Linked DNA regions of Homo sapiens: region 2 is linked to region 1. The links are chromatin contacts, found by Hi-C in ENCODE. All regions are on one chromosome and are shown on one strand. Each heading gives the region's core, a stretch centred on a gene start or an enhancer-like site at or near the end of the contact. The rest is flanking DNA. Distances are from core to core; before and after follow the strand shown.

Evidence for each region. Hi-C counts contacts between places; a loop is a spot of excess contacts on that map. Pooled maps may share reads with other maps.
Region 2: a pooled map shows a loop between it and region 1 (8-fold over the local background). The contact joins the enhancer-like site here to the promoter of ITPRIP in region 1. A Hi-C loop is called at or near these places in 2 of 37 single-sample maps with no recorded cell type and 3 of 50 pooled maps.

Annotation. Positions count from the first base shown.
Region 1 is chr10:104,334,817-104,340,568 of GRCh38, forward strand. ITPRIP (inositol 1,4,5-trisphosphate receptor interacting protein) reads right to left here and starts at 3,649. Exons shown (of 2, transcript NM_001272013.2): 1 at 3,430-3,649. It also overlaps a transcript of CFAP58 not described here. RefSeq lists enhancers at 2,327-2,526, 5,275-5,569 and a cis regulatory region at 4,792-5,752.
Region 2 is chr10:106,930,161-106,936,494 of GRCh38, forward strand. All of the region lies in intron 2 of SORCS1 (sortilin related VPS10 domain containing receptor 1), which reads right to left. Among named protein-coding and RNA genes, the nearest start is that of SORCS1, 230 kb to the right of the region's middle. Within about 2 kb of position 1,356, at least 3 of the 41 ENCODE cell types and tissues checked have a DNase peak (open chromatin) inside an H3K27ac peak, as active enhancers do.

The DNA.
Region 1 (5,752 bases), core at 2,399-4,898:
CAGTCCACCTTCTGGTCTTTGGTTTCCCATATGGCTTGTCTAGGACGCAGGGAAGAGACGACATTCAGTCTGTGTGATGTTTGCGAAGTCTCCTTGCAAATTAATAAACCAGCATTCTGATTCGTACACCCTCTTCTGGGAGCTTTCTCAGGGTGAATCAGTAGCTTGAGTCCAAACCACTCTGAAAATTATGGAAATTGGGTTTCTGAGCGGGCACAGCTAAGAGCCATGCCCTGGGACAGGTGACGTGATCCAGGTAAACACCACCCTCTGAGCAATCTGCTGGGCACCAGCTGGCCCCTCCCAGGAGGCATCTTGACTTCCTCACTGATGAGAAGCCTATTTTGTTTAAAGTGCCTATCGACAGTACATAGTGAAATGCTCGGTTCCAGCTAATTAAGCGCTCAGCTGTACGGTGTGGAAACTAAGAGATCATGTATATGGAACTGTGAAATGGAGTTTCAGGAAGGGTTCTTGGACGAACTTGAGAAGGGCATTTGTGGGTGAATGGGACTTCAACAAGGAAGCAAGAGACCACAGATGGGGATTAGGGGTTTGGAAGGTCAGGACAGTTGTCTCACCTCCTTCCACTCGCTCTCTGCCTAGGTCAGGACCCTGCGTGCAGCCACCGCCGTTTCCCTCTGAGCCACACCTGGGGGCACTTACTCATCACCCTCATGCCAGGCCCCAAACTGGATCTGCCACCTCACACCGCCCAGAGATTAAGGAAAGTCACTTGATTCTTGGGCCAGGCTCCCCATCAGCCATCAAGGCCCGGCTTGCCTCTTTTCTTTCCTCCTCTGCCTCCTGCCAGATGAATTTCCCCTCCTTCCTCCACCTGGACTGAGAATGGGTATTTCCTCCTTTGACAGAGAAAGAAAAAGGCAACTGTTCTTCCCCCTTTCCCACGAGGGTTCCCAATTAAACTAGCTTTTTAAGCTTAAGTTGCTTCTTGGTCTATGAATGCCCAGTGATTAAGACTCACCTTCCAGGCTCTGGAACACTTAACATCCCTGTGCCTCAGTTTCCTCATCTGTAAAATGGAGTTAACAATACCTAACTCATACGGCTACTGTGAGGATTAAATGAGTTAATACAGGCTAAGTACTTTTGGGGAAAAAAAAAAAAAGCCTGGCGAATGTTAAGCCCTCAATAGTGGTTGTTTATCAGGGCTGCTGTGTGAATGGTGGACCAGGCAGTGTACTGCTTAAGGCACCTGGCTGAGGGGTGAGGATAAATCCAGCTCACATGCCACTTATCCAGCTATATGGCTTGGCTATGTCCACTCAAGTAAGGCCAGTATTTCTAAGAGGCATCAAGCCCCATCCTCTTGCCAAGACAGAGCACCTTATTCTAATTCATGCGAAGGACTGAATAGGCTAGCAGCAGCCCTGGAGGTTATCATGAACAGTTCTCAGCATCCTCCTGGCTCTGTACCCCTCCCCAGCAAGACTGGATGAGAGAAGGGTCCAGGATGGCCTGGTGTCATCCATAATAAAGTCCTGCTTCTCAGCTCCCAGAACACTTGGAGCACCCACCCCTTCCAAGCAGATTCTCCATTAAAGCCCCACAGGCTGCCGTGCCACCTCAACCCTACTGGGGCAGACTCTCAACTCGAAACATGGAACCTGAGTCTTGGACTCTGAAAGCACCTTCTCCTGCCCAGTTATTTTTTTTTGGGGGGGGGGGGGCAGCGGGGCATTGGGGGGTAGGTTAAAGACAGGGTCTGAACTCTGTCACCCGGATGGAGTGCAGTGGCACGATCCTAGCTCCAACCAAGTGATCCCAACCAAGTGATCCCAGCTCTAAGCCTGGAACTCCTGGGTTCAAGCAATCCTCCCACCTCAGCCTCCCAAAGCTCTGGGAAGACAGGCAGCCACCCAGCCCAGACTCTTTCCTAACTGTTGATGGCTACCTGTCTCTGCTGATAGCTGTGAAAGGAAAATACAACCTTAGGACCCCAAGCTCAGGATGCCAAAGGGAAAAGTTAAGCTTGGGAACTCAGTCATGCAAAAAACAAAACCGAAAACAAAACTGCATTCCTTTTGTTGCCAAACAGATAGCTATAATTTCACATGCTTACTTTATCTTACGTAAAATGTAGATTTACTGAGCATGAGAAGAATGCACCCAGGGAGAGCAGAGAGTCAGTATAACTACTTCATGGTTACCCACAAGTGGAGAAAATCCGAAGGCAGAATGGCCCAGAGCAGCCGCAACATACAGGGAATTAGCAAACAATGAAAGCCACTTAGGCACGAGGGCTGGAGGGAGGACTCAAAAACACAGCCTATTCTGTTTTCGTAAGGAGGAAAGACAGTAATCCACTTTTCTGATACTCTATTTTCAGGGCTCACCTGGGCCTAAAACTGCACCAACCACAGATGAACTTTAGCTGGCAGTCAGATAGACTCGGTTTGTAAAAGGCAAGAGCACTGGGTCATATCCAAAAAAAGAACAAGAAAATAGACCGCGACCCCGATTTAGATCCAAAAGACCAGAGTCCAGATTGCGACCAATATCTGGTACTCTACTGTTTGTGAAATGAGACCAGTATCTGGTACTCTACTAGTTGTGAAAGGGTGCTTTTCTCATACCAGCAGAGGGGCAAAAGGCAAAATGAGGCCCCTGCCTGGTTCCGTAAAATATTTTACCTTCCTGGTCGGTGGCTTTTTTTTTCTTTTTCTTTTTCTTTTTTTAAGAGAAAGCGTTTTGGATGGGGAGTCCCGCCCCGGGAGTCTTCACCAGGCGGCCAGAATGGCAAAGTCACAGGGATGGGGTTGAGGGTGGGGTTAGGGGTGAAGGGGCAGAGAGTTATTTGCAGCCCAAGAGCAAGTCTGCACAGCGTGAGGTCTGGCCCACTAATAGTCCCGAAAGAGGAAGCGGCGGGGATTTTATCCGGCCTGAAGCAGCCCCATAACTTCACTACCATGAACCGAGAAAAAAAAACTTCACGCCTATTCCTCCCTTACAGGAAGGGAGGGAAGGGGAAGGGGAAAAGGGGGCAGCAAATGAGCAGGGCGAACCGGCTTTTCTTTCTTCGGTAGCGCTCTGCTCAGATGTGAGAAGTAACGGGTCACCTGGCCACTAGGAACAAAAATGTGGTCCCGCTCTGGGCTCCGAGGCTGCGCGCGCCTCGAGGAGGAGCTGCCCGCAGCCCTGGCTGGAGCGAGCGCCCGGGACGCATCCCCCGACGCGGCGGGAACAGGATGCGGGACCGCGAGGAGACAATACGCCCGCCTGGGCACGCGCGCTTTAAGGGAAGGGGGTCTCCAAAGTCAGCCCCCACCCGGGAGGAGCAGGCGCCCGCGCTCCCCACACCCTCCTGCGCCCCCTCTGTCGGCAGCCATCTCCGACACAGCTCCTCCGAGCTCGCGCTCTCCATCGCGCCCTTCTTCCTTCAGCACACTAGGCTGCCCTGGGACTTACGATTGGCTTGGGTCCCCGGTCCCGGTCCCCGCCGCGGGAGGACGGCTCCAGCACAGGCTTTGCGCGCAGGTCGAGGGCCGAGGCGCCGCTGCTTGCAGGCGGCTGCGGTGGAGCTTGCGGCCCGGCACTTAGAGGGGCGCGGGCGGCGATGCCCCCGCTGGCTCCCACCTTCTGGCCTGCAGCGGCCGGCTCTACTGAACTTCAGAGTTACTCATTTCCTGGATGTCACAAAAACTTTTTCCTCCTTATAAGAACAAAACACCCGCCTCTACCCGCGGCCCCGGAAGCTCCTTAAGGAGGACCGTGTGGGTTTCGGTGGTTGGGCCCAGGATCCGCCGGGAAGACCTTCCCAGTGAGCCCCCAGAAACTTCCCCGGCACGGCAGAACTGGAGAGTGACTGGGAGAGACGGAATCAGGCCAGTGGAGTAAACTGGAGCGAGTGGACAGGGGCGCGGGGAGGACGCCCTTAAAAGTCGTCCTAAGCCGCGGAGCGGAAGGGGTTAAGTCCTTACCAGTCGGGGAGAGTTTTCTGCGGCGCGTTTTACAAGTGGCGGAATTCCTGGGGCCACCTATTTAGTCTCTTGGAGGAAAATATAACTCTAGACAAAACGCCAGCCTTTTTCTCTTTTGCAGCTTGAAAGGATTAAAATAGCTTACTACCGTTTTTTTTTTTTTTTGAGAAGGAGTTTCGCTCTTGTTGCCCAGGCTGGAGTGCAATGGTGGCGCTATCTCGGCTCACCGCAACCTCCGCCTCCCGGGTTCGAGCGATTCTCCTGCCTCAGCCTCCCGAGTAGCTGGGATTACAGGCATGTGCCACCACGCCCGGCTAATTTTGTATTTTTAGTAGAGAAGGTGTTTCTCCATGTTGGTCAGGCTGGTCTCGAACTCCCTTCTCGGCCTTCCGAAGCGCCTGGGATTACAGGCGTGAGCCACCGCGCCCGACTTTTATGATAATCAAATGCATGGTTGCTTTTCTCCGGGATTAACCGGGCACAAAGGAGAACAGTGACCGGATACTGTACGGGACAGGCGCGGTAGTTTCTGGTTACTGTTGTGACGGTAGATCAAGTGTTACTACCCCTATGTTAGAAACGAGAGAACTGAGGCCTGGAGGAGCAGCAGCAGCGTTCTGGTCGAGCTTAATAGTTTATGAAATCCATAACTTCTATTGTCTTCCCTTTGACCTGCCCAAATCCTACCATCAGTACAAAAGGCAGAGCAGGGTTTGAATGAATTCTCCATTAAGCGGCTTTGGGGGCACCAAATGCCAGTGAAGGCACATTGGGGAAATTGGAACACAGTGTCCAAAATGATCACCATTGCTACTGCTATTTGGTCTTAGATCACCTTTTTTTCGTCTTTTCCTTTAACACTCGCCTGGAAGACTTTTTGGCTGAGTCTGAAAGATAAACAGGCAATGAGAAAATGTTCTAAAAATAGACTCCCTGGCCCTTGGCCCAGGGTACTTTTGTTTTCAAGTTTCTACTGCTGCTCAAATTCTTTCCTTACGTAAGAGGTTATGGCAGAATTTTGGGGGCCAGTATGTGTGTTGGAGGTGGTGGGGGCGATCTGGGGAAACGGTCTTGAAAGAGCTGTATTTCCAAAATGTCTAGAAGTTGGTCCGGTGGGTTACTCACACCCTCCGCAAAGCAGGTGGGGGAAATTTCTGTGAAGTAAGAGCGCTGGGCTGAGCTTTGTCATCCTTGGGCTAAGAGTTCAGCGTTGTGCTGGAATGCCAAGGTTAGTGCTTGAATGCCCTCTGGGATTGTCATCCCGTCTGCAAAGTTGTTTCAGCAATTTCTAACCAGCCATGTATATTTATATAAGGAATATTTATTATATTTGTTTTGCTTTTAACCTGATGATTTCACCTTCTGTGTTCTGATTGGTTCCTGTCTGTTCTAAGGTCCACCCTTCTACCTGGCTTGTAAGTCGTTCATGAACTGGCCTCTGCTTATCTCACCAGCCTCATATCTCACTCTGTGTCCCACACAAAACTCCTTGCAGTTCTTGGAACCTGTGCTTCCCAGAACGTGATATGCTCTTTGATATGCTGTTTGCATGATATGCTTTTTCTCTCCCCTTGGATATTCATATGTACTCTACTTTCTGCCTGCCACAGCCACCCCACCTCCTCCTCCAAACTGTCACCCCAGTGCACATGCATGTTATTTTGCCCGACTAATTGTATGCTCAGTCTTCCTGTCTCAGAACAGGCAGTTACTCCTTCAGGAAGTCTTCCTGGAACCCTCATGTCTGGATTGGACACCCCTCCTGTCGTTTCTACAGAACACTGTGCTAACTCGAGAAATGTTTTTTAAAA
Region 2 (6,334 bases), core at 106-2,605, 2.6 Mb after region 1:
AGTCCCAGCTACTTGGGAGGCTGAGGCAGAAGAATGGCGTGAACCCGGGAAGCGGAGCTTGCAGTGAGCCGAGATCGTGCCACTGCACCCCAGCCTGGGCGACAGAGCGAGACTCTGTCTCTAAAAAAAAAAAACAAAAAAACAAAAATGAATTAAAAGGTTAAGACAGATTGGTTACAAAATCACCAGGAAAGGTCACTCCTAACAGACTCATTATGCTTATGCTTAGGGTAAACAGTCATCAGCTACCCTGCAAAATAAGTGGCAGGGCTGCTGTATATTGAATACAAATTATTTGCAGAACCCTCAGCTCTCCTTGCTTCATTTTGCTACTGGGATACACGGAAGCTGGCATTGTATGTTCATGTGTGTATTTATGTATCTGAGCATCTCATTATAAATTATTATCTTCACATTCAAGAAAATAGCCAGCTCACAGGCACAACACCAACACAGGAGGGCTTTATAACATCGCATGCTTGAATCAGGTGCATTCTGTTTCATCTTGCTTTGTTTTGGTTTTTTTCTTCAGAATTTGGAAAGATATGATGGTTCTTAGGAGTCAGAACTTTTTCTTTTTTTAATAATATGGTTAGTCAGATAAGGCTTCTAGGTGAAACTTCTTCAAAAGTCCAGGGAACCTAGTGTTCTAATGCTTCCCCACTAACTCCTTCTGAAACCACATCTGCTCAAAGCCTTCTCAATCAAGACATGGGGAATCTGCCCTTCAAAGAAAAGGTAATTTCAGCAGATCTCAGGGGAGTTTTGCAATCAGAATTTCCTAAGATACAACTGTGGTGGAACTGGCTATGAAATGTATTAATGCTGATAACTGTGGTTTTATAATCCCCACCAATTACCACAAATTATAGCCGTGTGATTCTGGAAAAACCACATGCTGTGGAGTTGAATCCTGGAAAAATATACACTGGTTGTCTAATTTCCTTCCTAATTTTAAGAAGACTCATAAAAATCCTTGCCCTACCCTTCTTCTCCTAGAAGACTCTCAGGGACCAAAAATACTTGAGAGGCATTTGTACTTAAATCCTATGTAGCGAGCTCCAGAAATACTTTTTTGGCTGTTAATTAACTAATTCAATGTTGATAAGCCTACTTAATGTACACTCCAGTAAACCAGTACATACAAAGAAACGTGGTCCTACCATCAAGGGGTTTACAGTAGCAGTAGGACAGAAAAGTGATGAAATAAAGTCAACACAATGGAGCTACAAAAACAACTGCAAGAGCAGAATCTCAGAAGTCAGAACTCACTGAGAAGAGCATGGAAGCGGGTGGGGAAAATACTTGGTAATAAGGACAGGAAACTGTTTCACCATGCTGGCCTTCAGTGTAAAGTCCTCTGAAAGCTGGCAATCTCCCCAAGTGCACAAATACAGATGTTTGCTCGTTTGTAACTCCTGAACCAGAGAGCCACTAGCTCAGAGGCATCATCGTGGGAAAGCCCCCTGCAGTTTTCAGAGATGTTGCCTTATGAATAATGGAAACTTTCAAGAATGATTTTGGTTTAAGAACAGGGATAAGTCCTTTTTTTAGGGTTGTGTATGTCAGCACTCTGCCCTGGTAAATTATCTGCAGACAGCATAGTCTATCAAAATGAACTCACTGCTGTTCATTTTTCCTGCCTGCCATGCTGTGTATTAACTATCATCCATTATTTTAAAAACATTTCTGGAATCAAAGGTAAGAGCAAAAAGAAAAACAAAAGGGTAATAGGAGATAAATGCACTGCAAATGCTGGTCATACATGCTAGTAAGACAGGAAAAATATCTCATGGGGAAAAACAAAAGCCAATTTTTCCATAACAGCAGTAATATTCACAGACTTGAATGCTTCCAGGAAGCTTAGGAAAGCACAGGGTTTGGGGACGTTGACAGTTATACCCTGGGGATGTTCTCATGGGGAAAGGTGTCAAGCAGATCATTAGTCAATTTGATCCCCCATTTACAAAGCACTGATGTTATGTGAATTTTTATCCCCTTCCATACACACTGGTAGAAGCATACTATAGTATTAATATAGTCTACAAATATATTATTATTTTTGAGAATTACATGATTTTTTTGATATATTTGAGTATATCCTGAAATTTTTAAAAAAACAAAGTAGAAAGCATTGTCTTGAGTAAAAATAACTTCACATTTGGCTGCTGATTGCTCCCCTGATACCATGCATTTGGCATCAAATCCCCCTTTCCTGAAGCAACTCACAGCACTACTGTCACCTGTGTTATTACTGGAATCTTAAGTTGTTATTTAACTTTGTCACTGGTGACAAAGAAAAGGTATACCTTGCTGCCTTAGAGTGATAGTGATCTTTCTCCCCAGTTCCCACCACATGTGTGTATGCCTGTCTCCAGCTCAACTTATGCTTGCTTCTTGGACAAAATGACACCTTAGCAAGACTCAGGAAAATGAAAATGTTAACTATCCAAGAGAAACAAAGCACCATAATTCCAAGAAATCCAGACCAAGTTTTGCTCTAAGGACACCCTTGACAAACATGCAAAATGAGCTTGTCTGCTCTGCCTTCTGTAGAATCAGAAGCACCTTCAAGGTGAGCACTCCCCTCGCAGCAATGGTAAATTTTAGCTGGTTTGTGCCAACACAGTTGCAAGCTAAATGCTTAACTGGGGATTAGACTCCAATTCAAACCACTTTCCAGGCACTGCCTCCTCACTTTATAATGTTATAGAATGATTATCAATAGCTGTGATTCTGAAACCAATCTGAGACCCGGGCCTCTGCAATTTAAAGCATATCAGTGATCTCTGTCAACATTAATTTTCCCCATCCTAATTTGTATTTCTTTCACACCACAAAGGGATCTAAGTTTATGATTTACCTGGACAGCACGATCGTGTTCAGGTCTAAATGCAAAAGAGATTACATGTAGATGATGAATTTGCATCCTTGTAAATGCAGAATATTTTAGCCATGACAAATGGCAAGATGGGAGAACATGTTCACTGAAACTAGGAAGCCCAGAAATAAGGTATCAGCAACACTAATGAGCAGCTCAGTCAAGCAAACCCCAGAAAAATAATGGGCCAAAGTTCATCGATTCTCTGTATTTTCCAGATTAAAATCACCTGGGTAGCTTTTACACTACCTGTGTCCTGGGCTCAGTCCTAGAGATTCTGATTCAATTGGTCTTGGGTGGGGCCACACATATACTATTTTAAAATGTCCCCCAGAAGATGTTAATGTTCGCAGGATTGACAGCCACTGAGTATAAAATGTATTTAGCATATTTCCAGGCTTAGGATCAATAGAATGGTAGCTAAAATATAATCAATGATTTATTAATTCATTGATTTATTAAACAACTAGTTAATGAGTACCACTATGTGGTAACTCTGGTGCTACAAGGCCAAGAAGTTGCAAACTAAACACTTACTCTCAAGGAGTCCAATAGTGAAACACAATGATATCTGAACAGACAGTTGTATCCAGGATGCCCCCCCACCCCCAGCTATGGCAGAGGAAAGCACAAAGGTCAAGTTTTACCTGCTCCAACTCCCAAGTAAGGATAGCTAACACCCACAGAGGACTCTACAACTTGTAGAGCACACGGAGCATCATTAACTTTACCAGATATCAATAGCAACTTCAACTATGAAAAACATTTTTGGCTGGGCGCAGTGGCTCATACTTGTAATCCTAGTACTTTGGGAGGCCAAGGCAGATGGATCACCTGAGGTCAGGAGTTCAAGACCAGCCTGGCCAACATGGCGAAACCCCATCTCTACTAAAAATACAAAAATTAGCTGAGCATGGTGATGCATGCCTGTAATCCCAGCTACTTGGGAGGATGAGGCAGAAGAATCACTTGAACCCAGGAGGCGGAGGTTGCAGTGAGTCGAGATCACACCACTGCACTCCAGCCTGGGCAACAGAGTGAGACTCCATCTCAAAAAACAAAAAAAAAAAAAAAAAAGAAAGAAAATTTCAAAAGTGAAAATATAATAGACATTGGCGTGGATGTGGTGAAAAGGAAACGTTTATACACTGCTTATGGGAATGTAAATTAGTACAGCCTCTTGGGAAAACAGTATGGAGATTTTTTATTTTTTATTTTATTTATTTCTTTTTTTTAGATGGAGTCGCGCACTGTCACCCAGGCTGGAGTGCAGTGGTGCGATCTCAGATCACTGCGAGCTCGGTCTCCGGGGTTCACGTCATTCTCCTGCCTCAGCCTCCTGTGTAGTTGGGACTACAGGCGCCACCACCACACCCGGCTAATTTTTTTTTGTATTTTTAGTGGAGATGGGATTTCACCGTGTTAGCCAGGACAGTCTGGATCTCCTGCCCTCGTGATCCACCCGCCTTGGCCTCCCAAAGTGCTGGGATTACAGGCATGAGCCACTGCACCCGGCCAGTATGGAGATTTTTTAAAGAACTAAAAGTAGATCTACCATTCAATCCAGGAACCCACTACTAGGTATCACAATTCACAATTGCAAAGATATGAAACCAACCTACATGCCCATCAACGATTGAGTGTATAAAGAAAATGTGGTATATGTACATCATAGAATACTACTCAGCCATAAAAAAGAACAAAATAATGTCCTTTGCAGCAACTTGGATGTTGCTGGAAGCCATTATTTTCAGTGAAGTAACTCGGGAATGGAAAACCAATTACCATATGTTCTCATTTAATAAGCAGGAGCTAAGCTATGGGTACATAAAGGCATACAGAGTGACATAATGGACACTGGAAACTCAGAAAAGGGAGGGCGGAAGGGGAAGTGAGGAATAAAAAATGACATATTGGGCACAATATACACTACTCAGGTGATGGGTACACTAAAATCTCAGACTTCATCACTATACAATTCATCCATGTAATCAAAAACCACGAGTACCCCAAAAACTACTGAAATTAAAAAAATACTTACAAATAAAAAAAAGAAAAGAAAATAATTTTTGGAATACCCACTTACAAATGAGGAAACTGAGACTCAGAAGCATTTAGGTATTTTATAGTTAGCTCTTTTCCCAGTTAGCTTTTACAATCAGAAGAGCTGAGTTTCAGTTATGTTTCTACCTCTTAGAATGTGCCTAGAGGGTCCTTAAAATATTTACTCTTCACTGTAACCTAATTGATCAAATTATTATTATCCCTAATATAGAATATAGAAATAAATGTCCAAAGAGATATGGAAACTTGGTGGAGATAATATTCTAATATTTACCATTTTAAGTCCTCTAATTTAGTAGTCACAAAATACCTGGCTTCCTACCTGCAAAATGATAGTGGGTTGACCTGTCTGGGTCTACCTGCAGTCAACCAATAATGAGTTATAATGGATACATTTTTTAAAAAAAATTCCTAGAAGAAATAGGAACAGCAATGTTTTATCATTAGCATTCCAAAATATGCAAGGATACCTGCTGTAAACAAGGCAAATATTTGGGGCAGCAATTATTAGAAATGTAGAATGTTAGAGCTAGGTTGAAAATCAGTCTGTCTAGTACAAATTCTTTTTCTTAAAAATGAGAAGACCAAGATTCTATGAAATAAAACAATTTGCCCAAGATCACACAATTAGTGGCAGTGCTAAGTTTAGAACACAGGACATGCTCACACCTACTCTCAATATGCACAGAACATACTATTTACTTCTCACAGGATTCATCAAAGTGATAATGTCCCTTTTTACTGTTTTGATTGTCTTTGCAAAAGTTTGAGGGAAATTCAAGTAGGTGAAGCTATTTCAATTTGCATTTAGAATTTCTAACATTTCTAGAAAGTACTTTGAAACTTGAGAATTAAATTTAAGAACTGGTAGCCTGTAAACTCAAATTACCCCTATTATCATCTGATTGGAGCATATCTGAATGTTAACTATTCTTTACTGCCTCCTGAAAATCTGCAAAAGTGATCTTTGCAGTATGGTGCAGGAAGCTATCTATTCTTAAATACTGACTAATTGCTGAAAATCTCACTTCCCCTTTTCTCTAATTTTTGACTTGGCCTCAAGCCATCAGTTGTGCTTAGACTTTGGGACACAGCCCTTCACCAGTCTTTTTCCTTCCTGTTTCCATTTACATCCTGACTGGTATCTCATGGGCACTCAGTTGCATAATCTTCTAAGGCAAACAACAAGATGGTTGCTAACTATTCCATGGAATCCTGTTCCCAGAAACAGCACAAAACTGAGATGAAATGCAGTGAAGAGCTACTCAAGTCCAAGACAGGAACATAGATTTGGTTAGACAATCTCAGAGCAGGCTTTTTCCTAACCCTAGTGCATCTTTCAGTGGACCAACACCAATACCTTCTGGCATCAAGCAGAGAAGAATGTAT